Linked DNA regions of Homo sapiens: region 2 is linked to region 1. A link is a contact called in ENCODE Hi-C or POLR2A ChIA-PET data. All regions are on one chromosome and are shown on one strand. The core of a region is the stretch at or near the end of the contact, and the rest is flanking DNA. Distances in the headings are between cores, read along the strand shown. Region 1 overlaps PCBP1-AS1 (PCBP1 antisense RNA 1). Region 2 overlaps PCBP1-AS1 (PCBP1 antisense RNA 1).

Region 1 (7,738 bases), core at 1,420-3,919:
ATTTGTCAGTGTTACCACTGATTTCATCAGAAAAGTCTTGAGGTGTTAAGAAGTCTTTAGGTATCTACCAGCATGGATACACATTTTCCAAAATTTTAAATCTTCACTTGACAGCTCAAATTTTACAGTTGGCAACAAATACTGTCAGTTGTTTTCTATGAGGTGACAGGTTCACTTAATTCATTTTTGAGAAAATGTTTGCCAAATACCCAAGTCTGAATAATCATAGTTTGTTAGTCATTTTTTTCCTAATAAAAATGATGTTCTATGAAAAAGCAAGTAGTCAGCTTGTAATTCAAACAATCAGGTAAGTGCTTCCAGTACTTAGGTATTCAGCAGAAGTGCTTTGTGTACAGAGTATTAATAAGACATGTATTCAAGGGATAAGTTTTAATAAAATTAATAATTATTACTCTATCATGGACATTTTTACATTAAGTTTGCCTTTCTGTTGAACTGCAAGTACATGGGGGTGAAGACTGTGACTCCTGGTGCAGTTTGGTGCCTCTTCATTGACTTAAGGCTCTAGAAGGCACCAAATACTGTTGCTTTTGCATCATCAGTGCAAATGTCCGCAAAGTGAATGCTGCAGAAAAACTCTTGGTATTATTATAAAAATGATGTTGACCTTGGCCGGGCGCGGTGGCTCACGCCTGTAATCCCAGCACTTTGGGAGGCCGAGGTGGGCGGATCATGAGGTTGGGAGATTGAGACCATTCTGGCGAACACGGTAAAACCCTGTCTCTACTAAAAATACAAAAAATTAGCCGGGCGTGGTGGCGGGTGCCTGTAGTCCCAGCTACTCGGGAGGCTGAGGCAGGAGCATGGCATGAACCCGGGAGGCGGAGCTTGCAGTGAGCCGAGATTGCACTACTGCACTCCACCCTGGGCCACAGAGCGAGACTCATCTCAAAAAAAAAAAAAAATGATGTTGATCTCTTGGATCCCCCGGGAAGGGTCTTGGGGACCCAGGAGTCCAGGGATCATAATTTGAGAGCCATGGCCTATACGACCATGGGTACTAATAGCACATGCCTCCAGCACCCTCCATCAGCCTCCCTCGGCCTCATTTTCCTCAGTTGTAAAGGGAGGCCTGGGCAGGCTCTGTTTCTTCACACTGTTGGACCCTGTTTGCTAGCCCCCGAAGCTGCTTCTCCCTTAGCGGTGATGCTGCTTTCAGCTCCTGCTTTTCCTCCCTCTCTCATGCCTCCCTTTCTCTCCGTGGCTCCTCTTCCCCTCACTCTTTACAGGTTGGCATTCTTCTTGTTTCGTCTCCTCCTCCTTTCCCTGGATGATCTTATTTCCTCCCTGGTCTTTAACCATCACCTGCAGGCTGACAGCTCCCAAATCTCTATCTTCAATCCAGATGTCTGTCCCGGGCTCCAGTTTTGTGGTTCCACCTGAGACCTTTCCACCTATATGCTTTACAGGCAAGTCAAAGTCAGCATGTCTAAACTGGTTTCTTCGTCTTCCCCTACACATTGCTTCCTCTTCCAGAATAGACAGTCTTGGTTAATCCATCATCTGCTCAAATGCTTAAGCCAGAATCCCAGGAGTCCTCCTCCCCTTATCTGGCTCCCTCCCTTCCCTCATCTGCTCACCTGGCCTATCAGTTCTGCCTCCTAAACATTTTCCCAATCTCTCCCTGCTCTCCAGCCCCACCACCACTGCCTCAGCTCAGGCGCTCATCCCTTCTCACCTAAACGATTGCAAGGGTCTTCTCCCTGGCCCCCTGCCCCCTGTTTTCAACCTGTACTCTACAGTTCTGGTTGGAAACCACAAGAGTTATCTTCTCACACTTTTTTTTTTTAACTTTTAATTTAGGTTCAGGGGTACATGTGCAAGTTTGTTATATAGTTAAACTCGTGTCACAGGGGTTTGTTGTACAGATTATTTCATCACTCAGGTACTAAGCCTAGTACCCAAGAGTTATTTTTTTTGCTCCTTTCCCTTTTCCCACACCCCCCACCCTCCACCCTCAAGGAGGTCCCAGTGTGTATTGCTCCCCTCTGTGTTCATGAGTTCTCATCATTTAGCTCCCACTTGTAAGTGAGAACATGTGGTAGTTGGTTTTCTGTTCCTGCATTAGTTTGCTAAGGATAATGTGTTTTTCATTAAGTAAATACATATCGAGTACTTACCATACCAGGCTCTGTGCAGGCTGTGGGAATACAACATAGGACATAACAGATACTGTCCTGACCTCCAGCACTCACAGCATATGAAGGAGGAGAGAAAAGGACAGGGCACAGGTCATTAGGACCCAGTGCAGTGGGGAAAGATGGCAGAGGTGCTTGGGAACCCCTAGAAGTTTTGACTGAGGGCTGAGTCTGAGGGTGTTCAGGGAGCACTTCCTGGAGGAAGCAGCTCTCATGTTCAGACTGCAGCCTGGGTGGGAGTTAACTAAAAGAGATGGGAGTGTTGTGGTGAAAAACGTTACTGGAAAGTTTGATCATTTAATTTCCCTGTTAAATACTTCTCTTGTGAGCTTCACCACTGCCTGCAGGATCAAGTCCAAATTCCTTATCATGAAACACAACCTTTGTGGCCTCGTTGTCTGCCACTCCCCTGTATTCATTGTCATCAGCTTGAACTGCTTTCAGTTCCCCCCAACGCTGCTTGCTCACTCTCTCAGCTCCAGGCCTTTGCACATGCAGTTCCTTGTGCCCTCCACCCTTGCCACGCAAATCCCTACTGCCTATCTATCCAACTGTGAATCACCCCACGTCAGCTGTTCAGGAGACCTTCCTGGCCCCTCCCCTGTAGACTTTGTGGCTCCCTCTCTTGTGCTTCCCACCTGTACACACACCTGGACTCTTGTGCCCTTATCACGTCCTTAGAGCTTTTCCACTTGTGTATCTCCCGTGCCCCTACTTGACAGTGTGGGAACTAGACCCCTGTCTAGTTCACATACCCTCATCCCATGAGCATTTTGGGCATCCCCAGGGTGTGTGACTCTCCTGTGCTAGTGGACAAGGTTAGACAATTACCATTACCTTTTCGTCTTTTCCCCTCCTCCAGCTCTGTGACTTCCCTTTGCCCCTACCACACCCCATGTAGCTATCAGTTTTGCTGGACACGGCCACACCCATCAGGCACCCCATACCTGCTGGGAGTCACGGACACTCCTATAGCAGCAGTGCTGTGGGGCTGCTGGTCCCTGCATTGCCTTATAGAGCCGTGGGGCTTCGCCCTACAGATACATCTAAATTACAAATACCAGTCCAGCCCAGAATCAGTTCTTGCTGTTGAACGCAACTGTCTCTGGGTCAGCTTGTTGTGCCTGTTTTCCTTCTTCCCTTAGAAAGAGTTATTTCCTTCAGAACCTTTCTACCCCTCATGAAAATAGGCTTCCCAAAGGTCTGCCCACCAGCCAACTAGACAGATGTGGCCTGCATTGTCCCCCTGGAGGCAAAGGATGTGTGGGTATTTATTTATTTAAGATAGTAAGTTATGGCCAGGTGTGGTGGCTCACGCCTGTAATCCCAGCACTTTGGGAGGCCGAGGCGGGTGGATCACCTGAAGCCAGGAGTTTGAGACCAGCCTGGCCAACATGGTAAACCCTGCCTCCACTAAAAAATACAAAAATTAGCTGGGCATGGTGGTGCATGCCTGTAATCCCAGCTACTCGGGAGGCTGAGGCAGGAGAATCGCTTGAACCCAGGAGGCGGAGGTTGCAGTGAGCCAAGATCGTGCCACTGCACTCCAGCCTGGGCAACAGAGCAAGACTCCATCTCTAAAATAAATAAATAAATAAATAAATAAATAAATAAGACAATAAATTATATAAGCAGTGCTGAATACAGCTTCATCATTTAAAAATCCAAACAGTTTGGAAATATATAGACAAGTATATAAATGCTCTTCTTGCACCCCTTCCCCCATCCTAAAGCCTACCATACAGGTAGGCACTGTTAATTATTTGGTGGAAATGTTTACACTTTTTGCTTTGCATTTACACATGTGAGTGGCAGGGATAGTATCTGAGAAATTAATTTTTTTCTCTCCTGAATTTTCTCTTTTTCTGCCCTCACATTTATGGAGCTCATTACCTCCAGAGCAGCTTTTCAGGTTAGAAAACTGAATTTATCTTCAGGCATCTCTGGCTTTTGTGTGCTGAAAGCTTAAGCATTTAGGGCAACTCCAGGATTTGCTGAGTGGCTCATCAAAGGATGAGGATTCTCTTGCACAGACTGAATGCCTTGACTGGAAACGATGGAAGAAGGATTTCCTTGGGAGTGGAAAGGACCCCAACCCTTTTAGCCCTGTCCTCCCCAGGCTGGCTGGGGGCAGGACTACAATCCCAGAAGGAGGCAGTCATATGGTAGGGCTAGCCAGGGGTGTCCAGTCTTTTGGCTTCCCTGGGCCACATTGGAAGAAGAAGCATTGTCTGGGCCACACCTAAAATACACTAACACAATAGTTGATGAACTTAAAAAAAAAAAAACACACAAAAACATTTCATAATGTTTTAAGAAAGTTTACAAATTTGCATTGGGCCACATTCAAAGCTGTCCTGGGCTGCATGCGGCCCACAGGCTGTGGGTTGGACAAGGTTGGACTAGGCCGTGAAGACACAGGCAACCTGATCCAAGGTTCCTGGCTGCCTCTGCTGCCAGACCTGGCCTCTGCTGACTTCATCGGCAGCCTCATGCCTGGCACTTCTGAATATTCTGGAGAATTCAGACATACCTGAAATTAAGTTTTCTATTGTCAGGATTGAAGCTTACCATAATCAATGAGTTGAGTTATAGACTAAAATTTGATTTCTTGCACACCTGGATTTGTGAATGGAGATTCGTTCCTATGGCTTGTATTATATTACTCATATTCTGCCACTTAAAAAAATTAATAAGAAATCTTGAAAAATTTTCCACAGCAGCGGAAATGAATGAATGAGATAGATTTATCTCATTCAAAAGATGAATATTATTATTAAAAAAAAAATAGACCGGGCACGGTGGCTCATGCCTATAATCCCAGTACTTTGGGAGGCTGAGGTGGGCAGATCACTTGAGGTCAGGAGTTCAAGACCAGCCTGGCCAACATAGTGAAACCCTGTCGCTACTAAAAATGCAAAAATTAGCCAGGCGTGATGGAGCGTACCTGTAGTCCCAGCTACTCGGGAGACTGAGGCACGAGAATTGCATGAACCCAGGAGGCAGAGGTTGCAGTGAGCTGAGATCACACCACTGCACTCCATCCTGGGTGACAAAGTGAGACTCTTTGTCGCTAAATAAATAAATAAAAATACATACTCATAGTAGGAGACTCAAAACAATATCAAAGGAGAAAGCAAAAGTTCCCTGGTCCTCCAGTCCCACTCCCTAGATATAATGAGCTTCTTGAGGGATCTAGAAACTTTCTGTGCAGTTAAAGTCACATAGCTATTTATACATAGCTCTTTTTATATGCAAATAAGCTCAAATGATATATACTTTTCTGCATGTGTATCATCTATATTATAAAATTTAGCACAATTTTTCTATTATATATATATTCATATTTATTACTTATTATTAAATACGCTCTACTTATTTAAGTAGATATAGTTCTTTTTTTTTTTGAGGCAGGGTTTCGTTCTTGTTGCCCATGCCGGAGTGCAATGGTGCGATCTTGGCTTACCACAACCTGCGCCTCCAGGGTTCAAGCAATTCTGCCTCAGCCTCCCAAGTAGCTGGAATTACAGGCATGCGCCAACACGCCCGGCTCATTTTGTATTTTTTTAAAGTAGAAACGGAGTTTCTCCATGTTGGTTAGGCTGGTCTAGGACTCCTGACCTCAGGTGATCCACCCGCCTCAGCCTCCCAAGGTGCTGGGATTACAGGCGTGAGCAACCTGCGCCCGGCTTAAGTAGATAGCGTTCTACTTCATTTCTTTCAATGGCTACCCAGTATTTCACAGAATGGATATGTCACATGTATTTAACCAATGATTGGCATTTAAATTCCCAGATTTTTAGCTAGCATTTATTGACCACAGACTATGTTGTTGGAATATGGTAAGTTACATAATCTTTGTAGCAGCCCAAGAGATAGGTCCTTTTACTGCCTGTATGTCACAATGAAGGAACTCTGTTGCAAAGAGGTCAATAACTTTCCCAAGATCACATACCTGGTAGGTGGTAGATCTGGGACTTGAACCCAGGCAGCCAGGCCCCAACCCAAGGCTGCACTCTGGATTAGTATGCCACAGCCCCTCTGTAGACCCCGAGCACTTGTGCTGGTATAGCCATAAAATACACTCATAGCAATGTACCTGCTAGGTCAAGGGTATGTGCATTTTACACATTAATAGCGCTAAATGATCAGGATGTTATTTTATGTAAAGGGTAATGGGCTTCTTTTTATGACCAAGTACAGATCCCACTTGCTTCCTGAGAACAGAGGGGCTGCTGATGTTCTTGTACCCTGAGGCTCTATGAAGTAAGGGTGTTCTCTCTGCTTTGGCCAGGGCTTCAGCTCTGAATCCTATCTGGCCCTCTTCCCTCTGGGCTGGACTGGGCTCCCATGAGTCTTGGTGTCCTCTTATGCCCTCTAACCGAGGCCAAGGCCACTGGGTGCTGGAGAAGGCTGCCCCTGTACCCTCTTGGTCTCCTAAGTTTGAAGGTACCTCCCAGCTAGAAGCCACCTAGATCCCATTTTCTTTCCATCTGCAAGAGGGAAGATTTACACCCACCTAAGGAAACAGAATTGGCCTCCTTTGCCTCCTCATTTGCAGCTCCTACACCTAACCGTAGGGGGCCCCACTGTGGGACCTCCAGGCCTTGGTCCTCCCAGACCTTTGCGGAGGTGGGAGGTAAGATTGTGTGTCCTGGCTTCTCTGTGGCTGTGGCTTTTATAGGACTGTATCAGTGGTTCTCAAACAGGGACAGTTTTACCCCCCAGCCCCAGCACAGGACACCTGGCAATGTCTGGAGATATTTTTAGTCGTCACAACTTGGGGTGTATGTGTGTGTGCGCACATGGGCATGGGCATGTGCATGTGCACATATTCTACTGGCATCTAGTGGGTAGAAAGAGGCCAGGATGCTGCCAAACATCCTACAATGCACAGGACAGCCTGGCCACAAAGAATTATCCAGCTCAAAGTGTCAATAGTGCTAACATTGAGAAACCCTGGGCTATCGAAGGGCAGACAGTGCCCAGCACATGGCTCTCCCCCATGGCTCCTGAGTCTCTATGTAAACAGGGGCTGAGGGGTGGGTGGTATCTGGGTTGAAGGGAAGTGGCTTGAAGGTGTATTTACAAAAAGCTTTTTATAAACAATGAGTAGATGCGAATTTCCCTCTCAAAGAACAGGAGAATGGCTAGTGAAGTTTGGGGGTGGGTAGTGGGATAGATTGTCATTCTCTACATGCAGTCACAAGCTATGGAGAAATTAAGGATGTTGAAGACACTACAAAGTTTACTAAATGTGGCTCAGCTATTCTCAAAGAAAAATGCTTGGAATTAAATGCTTTATTATTAAACCAGATAGAATTTAACTGAGCAAGTTGGACACTCAAGAAGCAAGACAACAAAAAATAAGCTGACAAGAAGGAACTGGAGCAAATTAAGATAAAAGAAGTTAATGAATTAGAAAACAAGAAAATCTGTAACTTTAATAAATACATTTAAGACAAATAAAATTGACAATTTGGCATGCGTGTCAAGAAGACAACAGAATTAGATAAAAGTGGATGTAGAAGTGGAACAAAAACATTGATAAAAGAAACCACAGGCTGGGTGCACATGGT
Region 2 (7,738 bases), core at 2,828-5,327, 34 kb before region 1:
ATAACTTGTTTTTCTTTTTTCTTTTTTTTTTTTCTTTTAAGACAGAGTTTTGCACTGTCCCCCAGGTTGGAGTGCAGTGGTGCGATCTCGGCTCACTGCAACCTTTGCTTCCTGGGTTCACGCCATTCTCCTGCCTCAGCCTCCCAAGTAGCTGGGACTACAGGCACCTGCCACCACGCCCGGCTAATTTTTTGTATTTTTAGTAGAGATGGGGTTTCACTGTGTTAGCCAGGATGGTCTCGATCTCCTGACCTCGTGATCTGCCCGCCTCGGCCTCCCAAAATGCTGGGATTACAGGGGTGAGCCACCATGCCTTGCCTCTTTTTTTTTTTTTTTTTTTTTTTTGAGATGGAGTCTCGCTCTGTCACCAGGCTGGAGTGCAGTGGCGCGATCTCGGCTCACTGCAACCTCTGCCTCCCGGATTTAAGCAATTCTCCTGCCTCAGCCTCCTGAGTAGCTGGGATTACAGGCACACGCCACCACGCCCAGCTAATTTTTGTGCTTTTAGTAGAGACGGCATTTCACCATGTTGGCCAGGATGGTCTCGATCTCTTGACCTTGTGATCCACCTGCCTTAGCCTCCCAAAGTGCTGGGATTACAGGCATGAGTCACCACGCCTGGCCTATGACTTGTTTTTCTAACACACCAGGCCATAGCCTTTCTTAATGTTTTGCCTGCTTCATACTGTAAATCAGAAACTCCTCTCGGGAGGCTTCTGACTGTAGCCTGACCATCTCACCTGATCTCTTCTCCAATCCCTCTTCCCCTCTCCCCTTTATTTTCCCTTTGCTATTTTTACTTTTCATGCAGTGTCAGAGAAGTGTAGTGACTATGTCGGGGGAGGATCCCCCAGCTGCCTCTGGTAGTTGGTTTTATACTTCCCACTTTTGGCGTGCTGTACCTTCTAGAATTTCTGTCAGTAGACAATTTTGTGTTTTTCTTTGGAGCTTTCAAGATCTTGCACATAGCTTATATAGTTACATGGCTGTGAACAGAGAACGGGCAGTTTCATGGTGGCATTGGCTGTGAGGGCACTTACATTGATGAATTCAACCCACCACAGTGGCTGTCTCCCCTGTCAAAGTGAGTGAGGGGATGAGAGCATTTTCTGAACCAGCTCATCTTCCTGAATAGCTTCTTGCATGCCCCTGGGCTTTTCTGTTGGCATTTAATTGCTGGCTGTGGAATCTTGCCTGTTTTCCAATATAGACCTTTGGCTTTAGATCCTGTTCTTGTTCTTACCCACTCTCACTAAACTGAACTCCAGGAACCACATCTCTTTTGTTTGCTGCTGTATCCCAGGACTGAGCAAAGGCCTGATGCTTACTAACACCTCAAGAAATATTTATTGAATGAAGAAATGAATATTGACCTGGAAAGTTCAAACTCTTGGTTTTCCTTGCTTCTTCCTGAAGTCAGGGGCCAGATTAAGAATTTGTTTAATAGTCTTAAGCAATAGAAAAATTATTATGTCCCTCATACTTTCATCCCTCCGTATGTATTTTAAAAACAGCGTAAATGCAAAACAAGTATAAAGAAACCTAGCAAAATATAAAGAAAATGCAGCAAAATTCTGATTTTTACCTTGGTTACCACTTTCATAAATATAAAGTAACTTAAAATATTTGTTGTTGTTGTTGTTCTTGTTTTGCCAGTTCCCTGAGCACATGCTGTTGAGTAATCCTGCCTGGACCAGTACTTCCCTCACCCTAGACTTCACCTTCAGTTCCCCTTTATACCACCTGCTGAAGCTGCCAGCCAGCCTTTTCGACCACCCTCCCTCCCCCAGGGGTGTTTGGCTTCTCAGACCCCAGCCTGAGCTAGTGCCCTTGGCTTCCTAGGGTCTTGCCAGGAAAGCAAAGGAGAACATGCATACCGCCAAAGAGTACCTAATAATAAGAACTCCCATCCTGAATTGTGATTTATAGTCAGCATAGCACATGTGTCAGGTGATTATACTTAGGCTGATTTTAGCCTTAATAATCTGCTTCTGTGATCCTGTATGTGGGAAGCCTAGAAATTTCTCTGTGATCCTCCTTCCTGGATCACTAAGAGACAAGTCAAGACATAGGTCCATTCTACCACCTGTGTTAATCTGGGCCTTGTTGAGACCATTTAAAGAAAGGCGTGATGCTAGAAGTAAGGTCCAGGCCTCCTGCACACTGTTTCAAGGCTGTGACCATAGTCAGATCCTGTTGCTTGAGTCCAAAGAGTTTAAAATAGTGTTGGAAACCTCCTAGGGAAAAAACAAAAAACAAAACACCACATCTTCCTGGGTAAGGAAGTGACATGTGCTGACTAGAGCAGGAGGGGTAGCCAAGGCTCCAAGTTCTATTCTGGACCTGTTGTTGATTTGAGGTGTGACATTCAGCAATCTGAGCTGATGTTCTGTAGCTCTGATTGGTTTCTCATCTTCTGCAGAGAGAGTGAAAGAGGCTGTGCTTGCAGGGGAAAAGGTGAACACTGGTCTCCTGTCCTTTAGGAGAGCTTCACCATTACACGTCCTGCCTCTCATTTGAATTTCCAGGCTTTTTTAGAGTCTCGCTCTATTGCCCAGATTGGAGTGCAGTGGTGTGATCTCGGCTCACTGCAACCTCTGCCTCTGGGTTTAAGCGATTCTCTCACCTCAGCCTCCCAAGTAGCTGGAATTATAGGTGCGTGCCACCATGCCTGGCTAATTTTTGTGTTTTTAGTAGAGACAGGGTTTCACCATGTTGGCCAGGCTAGTCTCGAACTCCTGACCTCAAGTGATCCACCCACCTCGGCCTCCCAACCAGGCTTTTTTAAATGCAGAAACCGCCCGCCCCCAGAGTTAATATGGAAACCCAGCAATGTTGTTTATGTTTTACTTGAATTCGTTTCATCAGAATTGCATTCCTTTTAACAGTGTGATTAGATCAGCTCTTAGAGGGGATGGCAGCTTCAGTAGGGTTTAGGAAAGGAAAGGAATATTTGTGTGGGGCACACACTTTGGCTTTGATAGCTTGAGGATACCAGGTACATGATAATTTAGATGGATAACAGAAACTTGTGTCCCTTGAGAGCCAGGCATGTATTAGATGCTTTCATACATTATTTAATTGTAATACAAACCAATAAAGTATTCCCATTTTTTGCACATGGGCAAGCTGAAAGTCAAAGAAGTTATGTAACTTGCCCAAGGTCACACAGCTAATAAAAAGGCTGAGCTAGGATTTATTTCTCCTCAAGTCTGTACAACGCCAGAGCCCATGCTGTTTTCACAGAGCTTTTCTGTCCCTGGTGAGATTTAGGAAAGGAGGGTAGGAGAAAGAAGGGTGATGAGATGCCATTTTTACCCACCTTGCGATTTTGCTTGTTGGGACGTGTTTAGCCAGAACATTCTGTTTATAGAATACTAGATTCTATATATAGAGATGCTGCAGCAACATATGTGGGAAAGATACCAATTGGCTGTAGGTGAGGATTTCAAAAAGCCTTTGTTCTTCATCACAGCATAGGCCACACGTGTCAAAACACCACTGGTAATTGGTTTACTGCTTAAGTGGCTCTGTCCTATCATCTACATAAAATCTGTTGATGTGGCTCACAAAGTCAGGTGTGATGGGGCCAGAGGTGAGGGTGTGGTGTATCCTCACTGCATGTACTGGAGCTGGTGGCACCTGTTGTGTGACTACTGCAGTGAATGATTACTGAGTAAATAAGAGGTGTCTCAGCCAGGCGTGGTGGCTCACGCCCGGAATCCCAGCACTTTGGGAGGCCGAGGTGGGCGGATCACCTGAGGTTGGGAGTTTGAGACCAGCCTGACCAACATGGAGAAACCCCGTCTCTACTAAAAATACAAAATTAGCTGGGCGTGGTGGCTCATGCCTGTGATCCCAGCCACTTGGGAGGCTGTGGCAGGAGAATCGCCTGAATCCGCGAGGCGGTGGTTGCCGTGAGCCGAGATCGTGTCATTGCACTCTAGCCTGGGCAACAAGAGTGGAACTCTGTCTCAGAAAAACAAAACAAAACATTAGGTGTCTCCTTTTTTCTTCTCCAAGGGAGACCAGATAGCAGTGGGTGCTGGCACACATCCAGGGATCCTGGCCCCTGGGCTAGCAGAAGAGATGGCTTGAAGGTGTCAGGTGATGGAATAAAAAGAGCTGGTCTGTCAAGTGGTATAATTTCAGGGGACCAAGAATGTGTCCTGCCCCTCAAAAACTTGCCCTAGCTGTTTGCTATTGCTTGGGATCCCACAATTGAAATTTCTTTTTCTTGATTTAAATCTTTGAGACCCTATTAAAAATGAAGAGACTCCAGGAAGAGTTTTGATTGTGAAACATTTTGGTCATGTTAACTGGAAGTATGAATGAGTTTATAAGATTGATTTCTGAGAACCAGACTGAGGAAGGGATAGGGAGGAGAAGGCACTGTGCCCCTAGTTGCAGGGACAAGAAGGAGACACCAATGAGTTTGAGATAAAGGCCTTGAAGAGAGATGCTGGGTCTCTAAAGAAATACTTGGTTTCCTTCACAGTTTTGTCTGAGAAAAGACAAGCAGCTGACAGTGCTGGTTATGGAGGCCCATGACCCCAAAAGAGGTTGTGCTGAGTAGATAGCCCACCAGCATGTTCGGATGGAGGCACAATGTTGTCTGGAGAGCAGCTGACAGCTATAATGTAACCAGGAGTGCTGGACCTTTGGGTCTGTGGTTTACTGTGATGTACTGAGACAAAGACTGTCACAGATCTTAGAAGGGGGAGGCACAGCTTCCAAGAAATGATGCAAAATGGTGGCGCAAAAGAGGCCACCAGTGGCAACAAGGGCAGGGCATTTCCTTTGTGGCTGGTGGTCACGGACAACTTCTGGTCTCAATTTCCCAATGAGCTATGCTAAGAAATTTACCAGAAAGCAAAATAAGCCATGCAAAAAGCGATGACAAAGCACTTGGGGTATCCATGCAAAGGTGCAGTTCCCCCTTGTCCACTAATTTTGTGGAGCCAAAAGAGCTGATCCAGAAGCTGCAAAGATAGTCCCTGTGATTAAGACATACAACTTTTTTTTTTTTAAATGCGAGACTCTGTCTTACTCTGCCACCCAGGCTGGAGTGCAGTAGAGCAATCTTGGCTCACTGCAACTTCCACCTCCTGGGTTCAAGTGATTTTCCTGCCTTAGCGTCCCAAGTAGCTGGGATTACAGGCGCGCACCACCACGCCCAGCTAATTTTTGTATTTTTAGTGGAGATGGGGTTTCACCATGTTGGCCAGGCTGGTCTTGAACTCCTGACCTCAGGTGATACACCCGCCTCGGCCTCCCAAAGAAGGCATACAGCTTTTTTGGCCTGAGTTCTTCCAAAGAGAGACCCTTCCTAGTTGACTTGGCATCATCTTTCATTCACCAGTGTTCTCTAACTGCCTTTATGATTAGAATTCTCACAGCGTTTTCTCCCCCAAGGGCATATTTTACAGAGGCAACTCAAATCTCAGTGCCTTTCTGAACTCCTTACAATTGGGTTTATAGATGCCTCCACCCTGAGGTTCAATTTCACTGTCCATATTCCTATTCTAAGTCTGGAGCACTTTATTTTTGATCCAGACTTTTAGCTTCACTGAGGCCTCTTGGGTTCTAGCTAATTTTTTTGGACACATTTCCCTAGTGGGCAGCCTAGGAATGGCCTGTCCTCCCTATCCCCCAAAGTTTGGCAAGGTCTGTACCCCCTACCTTAATGGAATCAGCACTACTTGAGATTTCTGAACATCCTACACCGTTTCCTCTCCCCTCAACCCCTGCAGCCTCATACACGAGGTCTAGTGGAAAGCAGGATCTGCTGATCACTAGGATATTAGAGCCAGTGTCTCCAGTAGGGAAGAACTCCTGGGCATGTGTTCTATGCCCTGAATGACAGCTCTCTGCCTATCAGTTTCTGCTTTCCCTCCATCTCACCTTTATTTTGGCTTTTACCTAGAAGTACAAACTTTGTCTTGTTCCTCTGCCTGGACTTCCTAACCCTGTCCAGGACTAAAGCCCTGCTGTCAGTCCCTCACCAGGGACTTTCCACACTTTCCCTGGCCAGGTCACTTATCTGATACTAGAGCCTTTTCTTGCATCTAGGCTTTAGTAGGTAGAGTTCTGTCCATGCACAGATCTCCCTGTGTTGACCACCTTGAACTTCGCCTAGTGCTCTTTGCGCTAATTAGATGCCATGCTAGTCTGTCCTGCTGCCTTCTGGAACAAGGCTCTTAGCTTTGTTGAGCTCTTGCCCTGGATTTCATGTTAGCTGTCCAGCTGCCTGCACCTCAAAAAGAGCTTTTAATATGCATTATAAAACTCCAAAAGGGAAATAGAATATATAACATTTTTCAAACGTATTTAACTAGAGATCCATTTTTTTTTTCTGAAGGAATATTTATTAAAATCTTACAGAATATGTGTTTGGTGGAATACAGTTTTGGAAAGAGTGAATCTTTATCCCAAAGGAATGGACATCAAATAGAGTAATTCCAGATGAAGATAATGTTACTATTACCTTCATCTGAAATTCCAGATGAAGGTAGTAATCACTATTTCCTGTGTGTCTGCATAAGGATAGCTCTAATCCGCAGTGGAACTCTAAAATAGGGAGGAAGGAAGAATTCTGCATTCTTTCTTCCACTTTGAATCCTCTTCTTCCCAATGGAAACAGGAAGTGGTAAATGCAATGGTGCCATCACGGCCATGGTCGTCACTGGCTTCTGGATACAAGATAGGAGGGCTTCTCTGAGGCTCTCTTCCCTAGATTGGACCTCTCAGAATTTCTCTAGAGTGCTCCTGAGCACCCTTCCTTCTACTCTGGGACTATATTCATCTCAGCATCAGTCTCAAGTTTAACTGCTAGTTCAGGATTTTGATGTTACACATGGGGATCAGTGCCAGATGGGATGTAGCTCATTTTTATGGAATGAGTATGACATAAATTTTCTCCTTTCCCTATTAAATTTCTCTTCTATATCTTGTGGGCAGTCCAGACTATAATTTTTTTTTCAATCCTTGAATGGAGATAAGCTCATGCTCTGTGGGCAGGGCGGTGTTACAGGTGGGTCGCCATTTAAATCCGACTGGGTGGGTGACCACGTACCAGGAATGGAAGTTGGCTTAGCTAGTAACCAAAGAGCAAGCCAGTTACTTCCCCTGCATGCCATTCCCAACCAGCACAGCTGGGGAAAGACCACCTGAAAGAAATCTCTAAGACTTCTGATGAAGAAATTACTAGGTCCTCTTGAGACCCTCATGTATGTGTCTTTATTGTCGTGAGTGAGATCATTAGTTGGCTGATCTCAGTTGGCTTAGCTAATCATAAACTAGATGGAAAGGCTCAGCTTTGACCATGACCTTAAATATGGATGGACCATGTCCTTAGGTATGTTCTTTGAGCATCCAGTAAGCAGCATTCTCCGTAGACAAGCCCCACCCTTGGGGCCTTAGCCTATGGCATTTGTCCATTTTTGCCATTTCTTCTGAAAGACTATGGTTTTAACTGAAGACCAGGGAGTCAGCTCGCTTATAGGAAGTGGGAAGAGGGCTTGAAATGGGCATTCAGAGATCTTAAATAGAGCTTGTAGTTTATTTGGTCAGTCTACAAGTATTTGCCACGTTAGTTTAGTTTAGTTTAGTTTAGTTTTGAGTCGGAGTCTCACTCTGTCACCCAGGCTGGAATACAGTGGTGTGATCTCGGCTCACTGAAACCTCTGCCTCCCGGGTTCAAGTGATTCTCCTGCCTCAGCCTCCCGAGTAGGTCAGA

Evidence for each region. Hi-C counts contacts between places; a loop is a spot of excess contacts on that map. ChIA-PET counts read pairs that join two places held with the same protein, here RNA polymerase II (POLR2A). Pooled maps may share reads with other maps.
Region 2: a loop to region 1 is called in a map of CD8-positive, alpha-beta T cell, with 13 times the contacts of the local background. The contact joins two enhancer-like sites. A Hi-C loop is called at or near these places in 4 of 168 maps with a recorded cell type or tissue (CD8-positive, alpha-beta T cell, gastrocnemius medialis, stomach and 1 more) and 2 of 50 pooled maps. POLR2A ChIA-PET finds 5 or more read pairs at or near these places in 12 of 52 experiments (BJ, H1, HEK293 and 9 more).

The regions. Positions count from the first base shown.
Region 1 is chr2:70,005,347-70,013,084 of GRCh38, reverse strand. The region is part of intron 7 of PCBP1-AS1 (PCBP1 antisense RNA 1); the gene reads left to right. It also overlaps a transcript of ASPRV1 not described here. Among named protein-coding and RNA genes, the nearest start is that of ASPRV1, 48 kb to the right of the region's middle. RefSeq lists an enhancer at 2,464-2,533. Within about 2 kb of position 2,669, at least 7 of the 41 ENCODE cell types and tissues checked have a DNase peak (open chromatin) inside an H3K27ac peak, as active enhancers do.
Region 2 is chr2:70,040,715-70,048,452 of GRCh38, reverse strand. All of the region lies in intron 6 of PCBP1-AS1 (PCBP1 antisense RNA 1), which reads left to right. It also overlaps a transcript of ASPRV1 not described here. Among named protein-coding and RNA genes, the nearest start is that of PCBP1-AS1, 42 kb to the left of the region's middle. Within about 2 kb of position 4,077, at least 6 of the 41 ENCODE cell types and tissues checked have a DNase peak (open chromatin) inside an H3K27ac peak, as active enhancers do.